Linked DNA regions of Homo sapiens: region 1 is linked to region 2. Evidence: read pairs that join two places in POLR2A ChIA-PET (ENCODE). Cell type or tissue: A673. All regions are shown on one strand. Each heading gives the region's core, and the rest is flanking DNA. Links, peaks and the distances in the headings are about the cores only. Region 1 overlaps XPO5 (exportin 5). Region 2 holds the start of RSPH9 (radial spoke head component 9).

Region 1 (5,375 bases), core at 326-5,325, 75 kb after region 2:
GTTATCAGAACCTCACAGGAGCTCTCATTCAAGATTTAACCTTTCTTTTCTTCAGTTTCTTCATCCATGTAAAGTGTGTGGTACATATTACCCATTCAACAAATATTACCTGCCATTTAGCCAATACTTACTGAGCTCTGACTATATGTCATTAGCCCTCGAAGCCTTTTTAGAGTAATGCAATGTATAGGTCAATGAATCTCTGATTAGGCACTGTGGCTTTCTTTTTTCTCTCTGTCTTTCTGAGTTTGTGTGCCTTCTCTGGGTGGTACATCCAAAGCAGGATTGTATGAGAATAACTGAAAACCCATCCTAACTTGATTGTCCTACCCTCAACACCTATCAGAAGAGGTAGCCTTTAAGACTTAGCCATAGTTTTTCCAGAATTGTTTTGTAAGCCAGCACAGAAAATGACTGATGTCAAAACTGCATTTTCTGAAAAGCAAGTACATTGTTGCAGTTGACCTAGATGTATATTCACTTTTGGCCCATCAATAAAATCATGAGGCAAAGCTGACGTGTGGTACAAATCTTGTGCGGATTCCAGTTAATGGACCACTGCATATATAAAACCTTTTCCCAAGAATTTTTGTGTTAGTATTTTGGTTAAATGTAGATCATTTTTGCCCATTCATTGACAGGTACAAAATCAAAAGTATAATTTCTTAATGAAATCTCCAGTGTAATCAAATGTAGAAATCCATGCTATTCTCTTGTAAAGACAAGACTTCTAAAGTGGTTCTATTGACTTTATGCATTTTGGTGGTCAGGTTTCGGTGGAACGGCATGTCTCGATTGGAGAAGGTGTATCTGAAGAACAGTGTCATGGAGCTGATTGCAAATGTAAGGAATGGGTGGTTGGGAGACATGTTTCCAAGGTAGTTTAGGCAAAGCGTGACTTCTTCAATAGGGAGTTTGTGTAAAAATTCACTGCTTCTAAATAGGTCAGACAGCACAAGAAATCATAATTTAGGCCAGGCACAGTGACTCACACCTGTAATTCTAGCGCTTTGGGAAGCCAAGGTAAGAGGATCACCTGCATCTAAGAATTCGAGAGCAGCTTGGGCAATGCAGTGAGACCCCATCTCTACCAAAAATGCAAAAATTAGCTGAGCGTGGTGGCGCATGCCTGTGGCCCAGCTACTCAGGAGGCTGAGGTGGGAGGATTTTCTGAGCCCAGGAGGTCCAGGCTGCAGTGAGCTGTGATGGTGCCATGGCACTCCAGCCTGTGCAACAGAGCAAGACCCTATCTCAAAAACAAAACAAAACAAAAGCAGAAAGCATAATTCAGCATATGTCTCTTACTAGGTTTAATTAATCATGCTTATGTATTGACTTCTATTTTTTAAATTATAAAGACAGGGCAGAGGGGATTAAATATTTTCAACAAATCAATAAGATTCTTAGATCTAAATTAGATTGAAACACTATTTTCTTTTATTCCAAACAACTACTATGTGATACTAATGATGAAAAACATGCAGAATTTTAAGTATGCAGAATGAATTTGTTTCAAGTATTAGAATATGACTTTTTTTTTTTTTTGAGACAGAGTCTCTGTTGCTCCGGCTGGATTGCATTAGCATGATCATAGCTCACTGCAGCCTCGAACTCCTGGGCTCAAGTGATCTTCTCGCCTTAGCCTCCCAAGTAGCTGGGATTATAGGCATGTGGTACCATGCCCAGCTAATTTTGTTTTTGGTTTTTAGAGAGACAGGGTCTCACTGTGTTTCCCAGGCTAGTCTGGTCTCAAACCCCTGGCCTCAAGCAATCCTCCCACCTTGGCTTTCCAAAATGCTGAGATTACAGGTGTGATGACTGGATGACTGTCTCTTTAAACACAAAACAGAATATGACTTTAAACATGTTCAAAATTGTAGCCTTTTTTCTTTCTTGGTTTTTTTTAAATAACAGACATGAGAGATGGGATCTTCTAATACTTCTGCGTCTTCTAGTGTTAGAACTATTGGTAAAATATTCATTTGCCCCTTCATACCCTTCCATTTTACCAGCTACTCACTATACTCCTTATTTCTATACTCTTCCTCCCTGGCCTTCTGCAAACTGAAACAATCAATATGAGAATCTTTTCATTTTGTAAAGAATAATGATGTCATCCTAGCTCTCGATATGACAGCCTTTTAGGTGATGCAACCCTCACTTAAGCTTTAAGCGGAAGAGTGATTAGCAAGAATGCAGGACAAGTGACTCAGGCTGAAGAACAGGTTCATTTGTTCTGTTTGGTTTAAAAGTAGGCCTGCTGATAAATTTTTTACAACTCTACAGCCCAGCTTTTTTCTGGAAGTCTGGAATCCAGTCTTGCATATCTCTTAATATCTCTTGTTCTTTTTCAGGGAACATTGAACATTTTGGAAGAGGAGAACCATATTAAAGATGCTCTGTCTCGAATTGTAGTGGAAATGATCAAGCGAGAGTGGCCACAGCATTGGCCTGACATGCTAATAGAATTGGACACTCTTTCCAAACAAGGGGTATGAAACACAGCTATATCAGTTTGGTATACTTTTCCTTGGAACAAACTTCAGGGTTTGTTGTTTGATTTTGTTTGTGGGTTTTTTTTTTTGGCAACAGAAAATAGCCTTTGGATATACATAAAATGAAAAGATATTTTAGTTTTTAACTAGCTTATTTCTATTGGTGTAGGAAACACAGACAGAATTGGTGATGTTTATCCTTTTGCGACTGGCAGAGGATGTAGTGACTTTTCAGACACTTCCCCCTCAAAGAAGAAGGGACATCCAGCAAACATTAACCCAGAACATGGAAAGGATCTTCAGTTTTCTGCTTAACACACTTCAAGAAAATGTAAACAAGTATCAGCAAGTGGTAAGGGATACCCCTACCTATAACATTTCTATTTTCCAATATGAGTGTTTTTGATTAATCTTACAGTAAGGAACTAGGGTGTCTAGGTCAGCAAAATGAAATCCTATTTTATAAGCAAAAAAATAAAAAACTAGGAAATGACAGAAAAACTGGAGCTCATTTTCTTTCTTTTTTTTTTTTTTTTTTTTTTGAGACGGAGGCTCGCTCTGTCACCTAGGCTGGAGTGCAGTGGTGTGATCCCGGCTCACTGCAACCTCTGCCTCCCAGGTTCAAGCGATTCTCCTGCCTCAACCTCCCAAGTAGCTGGGACTACAGGCGCCCGCCACCAGGCCCGGCTGATTTTTTGTATTTCTAGTAGAGACGGGGTTTCACTATGTTAGCCAGGAAGGTCTTGATCTCCTGACCTCATGATCCGCCCGCCTCCCAAAGTGCTGGGATTATAGGTGTGAGCCACGGCACCTGGCCTTTTTTAAAAAAAAAAAAAAAAAAAAAAAAAAAGATAGGGATCTCGGCTTACTGCAGCCTCCACCTCCTGGGATTACAGGCATGTGCCACCACACCTGGCTAATTTTTGTATTTTTAGTAGAGATGGAGTTTCGCTGTGTTAGCAAGGCTAGTCTCAAACTCCTGACCTCAGGTGGTCTACCCACCTTGCTCTCCCAAAGTGCTGAGATTATAGGTGTGAGCCACCGAGCCCAGCCCTAGGTGTTATTCTTAATTTTATTTTCAGAAGTTCTTTAGGAAAATACTAATTTTTTTTTTTTTTTTGGAGAGGGAGTCTCACTCTGTCACCCATGCTGGAGTGCAGTGGCACAATCTCGGCTCACTGCAACCTCCGCCTCCTGGGTTCAAGCGATTCTCCTGCCTCAGCCTCCCGGGTAGCTGAGATTACCGGTGCCTGCCACCATGCCCGTCTAATTTTTGTATTTTAGTAGAGATGGTGTTTCACCATGTTGGTCAGGCTGGTCTTGAACTCCTGACCTCAAATAATCCGCCTGCCTTGGTCTTCCAAAGTGCTGGGATGGTAGGCGTGAGCCACCGCGCCTGGCCTAATTTTGTATGCTTGTAAGTTAACATTATGTGCCTTTGTATGGATTTGAAATATAAGGATAAAAATCAACCATATTTGTATATTCACTGAATAGCCACTATTCTGATGTATTTAACATCATATATATATGTATTTTTTTTTGTTGTTTTTTTTTTTTTGAGACGGAGTTTCACTTTTGTTGCCCAGGCTGGAGTGCAGTAGTGCAATCTTGGTTCACTGCAACCTCTGCCTCCCGGGTTCGAGTGATTCTTCTGCCTCAGCTTCCCAAGTAGCTGGGATTACAGGCATGCGCCAGCACACCGGCTAATTTTTGTAATTTTAGTAGAGATGGGGTTTCACCATGTTGGCCAGACTGGTCTCAAACTCCTGACCTCAGGTGATCCACCTGCCTTGGCCTCCCAGACTGCTGGGATTACAGGCGTGAGCCACCACGCCTGGCCAACATCCAGTATTTTTGAGTACATGGTTTTCATATACTTAGGCTATACATACATGTTCATGAATTGTATTCATTTAATTATGCTTCTGACTTTACTTGTTCTCCCTAGGGGAATATCAGTTATGCGTGCTTAGTAAAGTTGTGTTATTTTCCAAGATGAAAAATTGCATATATTTAAGAATCATTATTCAAGGGCATTGATTTGTGGGGGGTAGAAAGTTATTATGTGGCCTTTTGCTCATTAAAAACACTGGATCTTTATACTTCCTTTCAGAAGACAGATACTTCTCAGGAGTCAAAGGTAAGAGCTCTTTATAAAGTTTGAAGGAGACCTTTGAACCTTTCAGGTGAGGGGATACGTGCCCCTAGTGGATGGTGACCTCAGCCTTGCTTGTGTTGTATTGTTTTGGAGACAGGTCTTACTGTTGCCCAGGCTGGAGTGCAGTTGTGTGGTCTCAGCTCACTGCAGCCATGACCTCCCCAGCTCAAGTGATCCTCTCACCTCAACTTCATGAGTAGCTGGGAATATAGGTGCGCACCACCATGCCCAGCTAATACTTTCTATAGAAACAGGGTCTCAGTGTGTTGCCTAGGCCGGTGTCAAACCCCTGGCTTCAAGTGATCCTCCAGCCTCGACCTCCTGAAGTGACTGTGGGCCACTGCATCTGTCGTTTGTTTTTTTTGTTTGTTTTTGTTTTTGTTTTTGAGACGGAGTCTCGCTCACTTGCCCAGGCTGGAGTGCAGTGGCGCGATCTCGGCTCACTGCAAGCTCTGCCTCCTGGGTTCACGCCATTCTCCTGCCTGGCCTCCCGAGTAGCTGGGACTACAGGTGCCCGCCACCACACCCAGCTAATTTTTTGTATTTTTAGTAGAGACGGGGTTTCACCATGTTAGCCAGGATAGTCTCAATCTCCTGACCTCATCATCCGCCCTCCTCAGCTTCCCAAAGTGCTGGGATTACAGGTGTGAGCCACCATGCCCAGCCTGTCCTTTGTTCTGTTTTTGATCACTGAGCTATGGTTGAAGGGAAGTAAAAAA
Region 2 (5,342 bases), core at 1-5,000:
AAGGATTTCATTTACCACTGAACTCCTGGTGCCTAAATCAATGCCTAGCACATGGTAGCACATAGTAGGTGCTCAGCAGATGCTTATAGAATAAAATGAAATGAATCCCAAATCTCTATCTTCAGTTCAACTTTTTCTTCTGTATTCTACATCTGTACTTTAATATACCTTCTTAACACCTTGTAACTCAGGCACCTCACATCAAATTCACTATGTCTTCCCTAGTCCTGCCCCTGAATTCTCTCCTACTGAGTGGTGCTGGTACTTAACTTACTCAGCTGCCTAAGCTAGGAGGGGTCAGCCTTAACCTCTCCTTTATAACCATCCTTATTCAATGAGTTACATGTCCTGACAATTCTAGCACTTAAATCTTTCCAACCCATCACCTCCTCTGCATTCCCTCGGATACCTCTTCCTTTCAGGCCTCATTCATATGGACACTACAATGGACTCCTAACCACAGTGCTCACCACACTTTCAGGCCATTTTGCCCACTCTGATCGGAGCAGGCTCTTCTTGCAAGCCCCTCAGTAGCTCCTCATGGCCTATGAACAAAGACCCATATCCTTTTGCCTCTAGAACCAGTTCTACACAACATCATACTACTGTTCTCCCAAACACTCTGAGACTTCCCCAGCCAACAAGTTTGTCTAACTGTTCCCTAAATAAATAGGCCGTTGCTGGCCTATTTATTTTTAAAGTTTGTTTATTTATTTATTTATTTGTTTTGAGACAGGGTCTCGCTCTGTCACCAGGCTGGAGCGCAGTAGTGATCCATAGTTAACTGCAGCTTTGAACTCTCGGGCGCAATCCTCCCACCTCAGCCTACCGAGTAGCTGGGACTACAGGTATGCACCACCATGCCCTGCAAATTTTCCTTTTTTTTTTTCTTTTTTTTTTTTTGAGACGGAGTCTCACTCTGTCACCCAGGCTGGAGTGCGTGGCATGATGCCAGCTCACTGCAACCTCCGCCTCCCAGATTCAAGTGATTCTTCTGCCTCAGCCTCCCGAGTAGCTAGGACTACAGGCGCCCGCCACCACGCCCGTCTAATTTTTCGTATTTTCAGTAGTGTTTCACCGCGTTAGCCAGGATGGTCTCAATCTCCTGACCTCGTGATCCGCCCAACTCTGCCTCCCAAAGTGCTGGGATTAAAGGCGTGAGCCACCACACCCTGCCTTTTTTTTTTTTTTTTGTAGTGATGAGGTCTTGCTATATTGCCCAGGCTGGCCGAATGGACTGCTTTGTAAGGTAGTAAGCTCCCCTTTAGTCAAAAAGAGGCTGGCCGGGCATGGTGGCTCACGCCTGTAATCCCAGCACTTTGGGAGGCCGAGGCGGGTGGATTACTTGAGGCCAGGAGTTCGAGACCAGCCTAACCAGCATAGTGAAACCCTGTCTCTATTAAAATTACAAAAATAATAAATAAATAAATAATTGCCAAGCGCGGTGGGTGATCCCAGCACTTTGGGAGGCTGAGGCGGACGGATCACGAGGTCAGGAGATCGAGACCATCCTAGCTAACACGGTGAAACCCCGTCTCTACTAAAAATACAAAAAAAAATTAACCGGGCATGGTGGCGGGCGCCTGTAGTCCCAGCCACTCGGGAGGCTGAGGGAGGAGAATGGCGTGAACCCAGGAGGCGGAGCTTGCAGTGAGCCGAGATCGAGCCACTGCACTCCAGCCTGGGCGACAGAGCGAGACTCCGTCTAAAATAATAATAATAATAATAATAAATAAATAGCCAGGTGTGGTGGCACGTGCCTGTAATCCCAGCTATTTGGGAGGCTGAGGCAGGAAAATCGCTTGAATCCGGGAGGCGGAGGTTGCAGTGAACCAAGATAGCGACACTGCACTCCAGCCTGGGTGACAGAGCAAGACTCTGCCTCAAAACAAAAATAAATAAATAAATAGCTGGATGGTCCTGTATGGTAGTGACCAGGGAATTTTCCCCAGCTCTCTCCCCATTCCGCATTCGTTCTCTATTTCCAAAAGCGCCTCCAGCTCCAGAGCAGATACCTCTATCAAAGAGCACCACCCTCTCCCTCTGGCGTCTGACTCTTCTCCAAACTGAGCCTTCTCCAAACTGAGCCAGGCCCAGCACTTGGCTGGAACCTGGCTTCTTCTCCAGGTCCGCATTTTCCAGAAACCTTCCCACTGCTTCACCTGCGTTCTTGGCCCTGTCTCTCTTATAAACCCATCCGCATGTAAGTTTCTCTTGGCCTCCTCAGGCGGAGAACAAGCTCTCGCAAGGCCCCGCCCTCCGGGGGACATCGCCCGTCCATTGCCCCGCCCTCTCAGGCTCCGCCCTAGCCTCAGATTCCGAGACATCCCCATCCCCGCCCTTTCCCTCAACCACCTCTTGACCGTCCCCAGGCCCGCCCCCCAGGGTCTCCCCCATTCCACTCATCTCAGATCCCGCCCACACCTCCCTTGGCCCCATGGGCCCCGCCCCTTTCAATTGCTGCGACCCGCCCACCCCGCCCTGCCTCCAGGTAGCCACCCTCTGGGGAGCCCGTCCCGGGGGCCTCCTCACCTATAGAGCGTCTTGCGCGGTGCGAGCTGGTCCTCACTCAGGCCCTGCGCGATGTAGTAATCGGCGACGAGGCCAAGGATGCGGCCCCAGAAGAGAACCCGATCATAGCGGTAGTCGCGCTTAACCAGCATAAGAGACGTGAGCAGCGAGGCCCGACGGTCCGGGCTGAGGCCCTGCCCACTGCCGGACGCCAGCTCCAGAGACAGCAGGAGGCTGTCGGCGTCCATCAGGTCAGCGGCTCCGCTCAACGCCCGTCGAGTTGCTAGGAGAAGCCGCCTCCATGGAGACCTGAAGCTCCGCCCTTCCGCCTAGCTGGACGCTAGGTTCCACCCACCCCACCGCCTACCGCCCAGACCTCCTCCCCACGGAGGCCTAGGCATCAGCCCCCTCCCTCATCCTTTCCAGAGTTTGGGACGGGATGTCTTCAGTTGCCACGGCCACAGTATGGCTTCCCCTACAGTTAGGCTACAGTTGGGGTTGTAAGTCCAAACCCAGCCTTTTTCCATAGATATTTGGCCTTCCCTGAGCCCTTTCACATAGTCGACATTTAGAGTCTTTACTGTATATGGACCTGGGGTCTGGAAAGAAAACAATACAAAACCCCAACACTGACACTAACTGTACTATTTCACCCCAGTCATGTCACTTCTTGACCTCAGAATGATCTGTGAAGAATTTGAGATTCCTCCTGGCTCTAATTAAGATTCTGTCAACCCGACTACCTCCACCCGCACCCCACCCCAAGCCAGGTCTTACAGAATGAGGTCCATCCATTCTCTTCCATCTTCACCAGCTGTCTTCTTTATCTACCCTTTCCATAGAAATATTCTAAGTGACAAATGAAAATCTAGGCAATGGGGGCAAGGTATAGGGTAACACCTTGGGAAAGGAGGGTGAGGAGAGAGATACAAAAAGGGGGACTTTTATAGACTACACTTTCTCATCAACTACCACCTTTCTCATCAACTACCAACTACCACCAACTGTTGTTTTTAGATCCAAATGGTAGCAAGAGATGAAAGGCCAGAACCTCACTGCAACTGGAGCTTCACTCCCTGGGCTAGATCACTTCTCCACATTCACTTCTTGAGTCCCCAGCCAAGGACAAACAAACAGGTTCCTCAGCAAGCTTGTTGCCACAGGAGATGGGCTTTATCGTTAATGTTGCTAGTTGATATTTTCATTTCTGGATTCCTTTGAAGAGCACTCAGGAAATCAGAATGACCTGGGCCCCAGCTGATAAATAAGTGTGTAAATAACCCAGATAATTACTTTTTTGATTGTCTGGGCATTGTTGGTTTTCGGGGGTTGAGACAGGGTCTCACTTTGTCACCCAGGCTGGAGTGTAGTGGTGTGTGATCTCAGCTCACTGCAGCCTCAACCTCCTGGGCTCAAGTGATCTTCCCACCTCAGCCCCCCAGGTAGCTGGGACTACAGGTGTGTGCCACCACACCCAATATTTTTTGTATTTTTAGTAGAGACGGGGTTTTGCCATGTTGGCCAGGCTGGTGTTGAACTCCGAGCTCAAGTGATCCACTCACCTGAGCCTCCCAAAGTGCTGGGATTACAGGTGTGAACCACCACGCCCAGGCTTAGGCATTGTTTAGGAAGGCATTGTTATGAGATCAGCCTGACCAACATGGTGAAACCCTGTCTCTACTAAAAATACAAAACAGCCGGGCTTGGTGGCCCACAGCTGTAATCCCAGCTACTCGGGAGGCTGGGGCAGGAGAATGGCTTGAACCTGGGAGGCAGAGATTGCAGTGAGCCAAGATCATGCTACCGCACTGCAGCCTGGGCAACAGAGCGAGCCTGTCTCAAAAAATACAACTAACTAACTAAATAAATAAATAAAATTAGTATTTGAGGGAGTTGATTTGGCTTAATGTGTTATCTCAAAACAATTTATGGCTCTCTTGTTCACAACCACCCCCACTCCCTTTAGGCAGACCTCTCAGCCTTTCCTTTCCCTGAGCGGGAGATACGGCTCAATCTCTCTTCTATAATAGCATTAAACAGAAAAACAGTCAAAATTCTGGCTGGCAGTAAGGGAGGAGACCACCCCTCATATTGTCTTATGCCAATTTCTGCCTACAAAGAAGTAAAAACTAAAAGGCAGAAATGAAATCCACGGGCAGACAGCCCAGCACCGCGCCCCGGGCCTGGTAGTTAAAGATCGACCCCTGACCTAATCGGTTATCTATAGATTACAGACATTGTATAGAAAAGCACTGTGAAAATCCCTATCCTGTTTTGTTCCGATCTAATTACTGGTGCATGCAGCCCCCCGTCACGTACCCGCTGCTTGCTCAATCAATCACGACTCTGTCACGCGCACCCCCTTAGAGTTGTGAGCCCTTAAAAGGGACAGGAATTGCTCACTCGGGGAGCTCAGCTCTTGAGACAGGAGTCTTACCGACACTCCCGGCCGAATAAACTGCTTCCTTCTGTAACTCGGTGTCTGAGGGGTTTTGTCTGCAGCTTGTCCTGCTACAGCAGAATATGCTTCAAGTGGTCATAGCACAGAAAAGAGCCCAGGCATTTTGCTTTCACTGATTTCATACTTAGCACCTATTGCAGGCTCCATGGCAGACACCAGAATCTGAAGCCAGAGAGGAGAATCTTACAGCTTCCTGATGCTAATACCTTTGGCAAGGCAAATCCTGGCTAAATATTTCAGAGTAAAACCACATAGGATGTGCAGTAATGTAGGCGAATCCAAGTTTCACCACTTAGGCAAGCTGCTCAATTTCCCCTGGCCTCATCTATAAAATGGGGACAATAATTCATGCACTGCAAAGTTGTTAGGG

The links. ChIA-PET counts read pairs that join two places held together with the same protein. Peaks named below come from ENCODE experiments on the same cell type or tissue, not always from the same donor. Only the 100,000 strongest peaks of a DNase experiment are listed, where the experiment ranks them.
Region 1: POLR2A ChIA-PET joins it to region 2 with 5 read pairs; 12 of 35 experiments call an interaction of 5 or more read pairs at or near these places.

The regions. Positions count from the first base shown.
Region 1 is chr6:43,567,974-43,573,348 of GRCh38, reverse strand. It overlaps XPO5 (exportin 5), which reads left to right. Exons shown (of 32, transcript NM_020750.3): 3 at 771-843; 4 at 2,355-2,492; 5 at 2,665-2,847; 6 at 4,612-4,638. Among named protein-coding and RNA genes, the nearest start is that of XPO5, 5.4 kb to the left of the region's middle. RefSeq lists an enhancer at 1,984-2,033. In A673, for the core only: no CTCF peak of the experiment used is centred there; no DNase peak of the experiment used is centred there; H3K27ac peaks cover 1,724 bases.
Region 2 is chr6:43,642,516-43,647,857 of GRCh38, reverse strand. It overlaps RSPH9 (radial spoke head component 9), which reads right to left and starts at 2,822. Exons shown (of 5, transcript NM_152732.5): 1 at 2,533-2,822. The coding sequence starts at 2,759. RefSeq lists a silencer at 3,215-3,403. In A673, for the core only: no CTCF peak of the experiment used is centred there; a DNase peak (open chromatin) is centred at 2,257.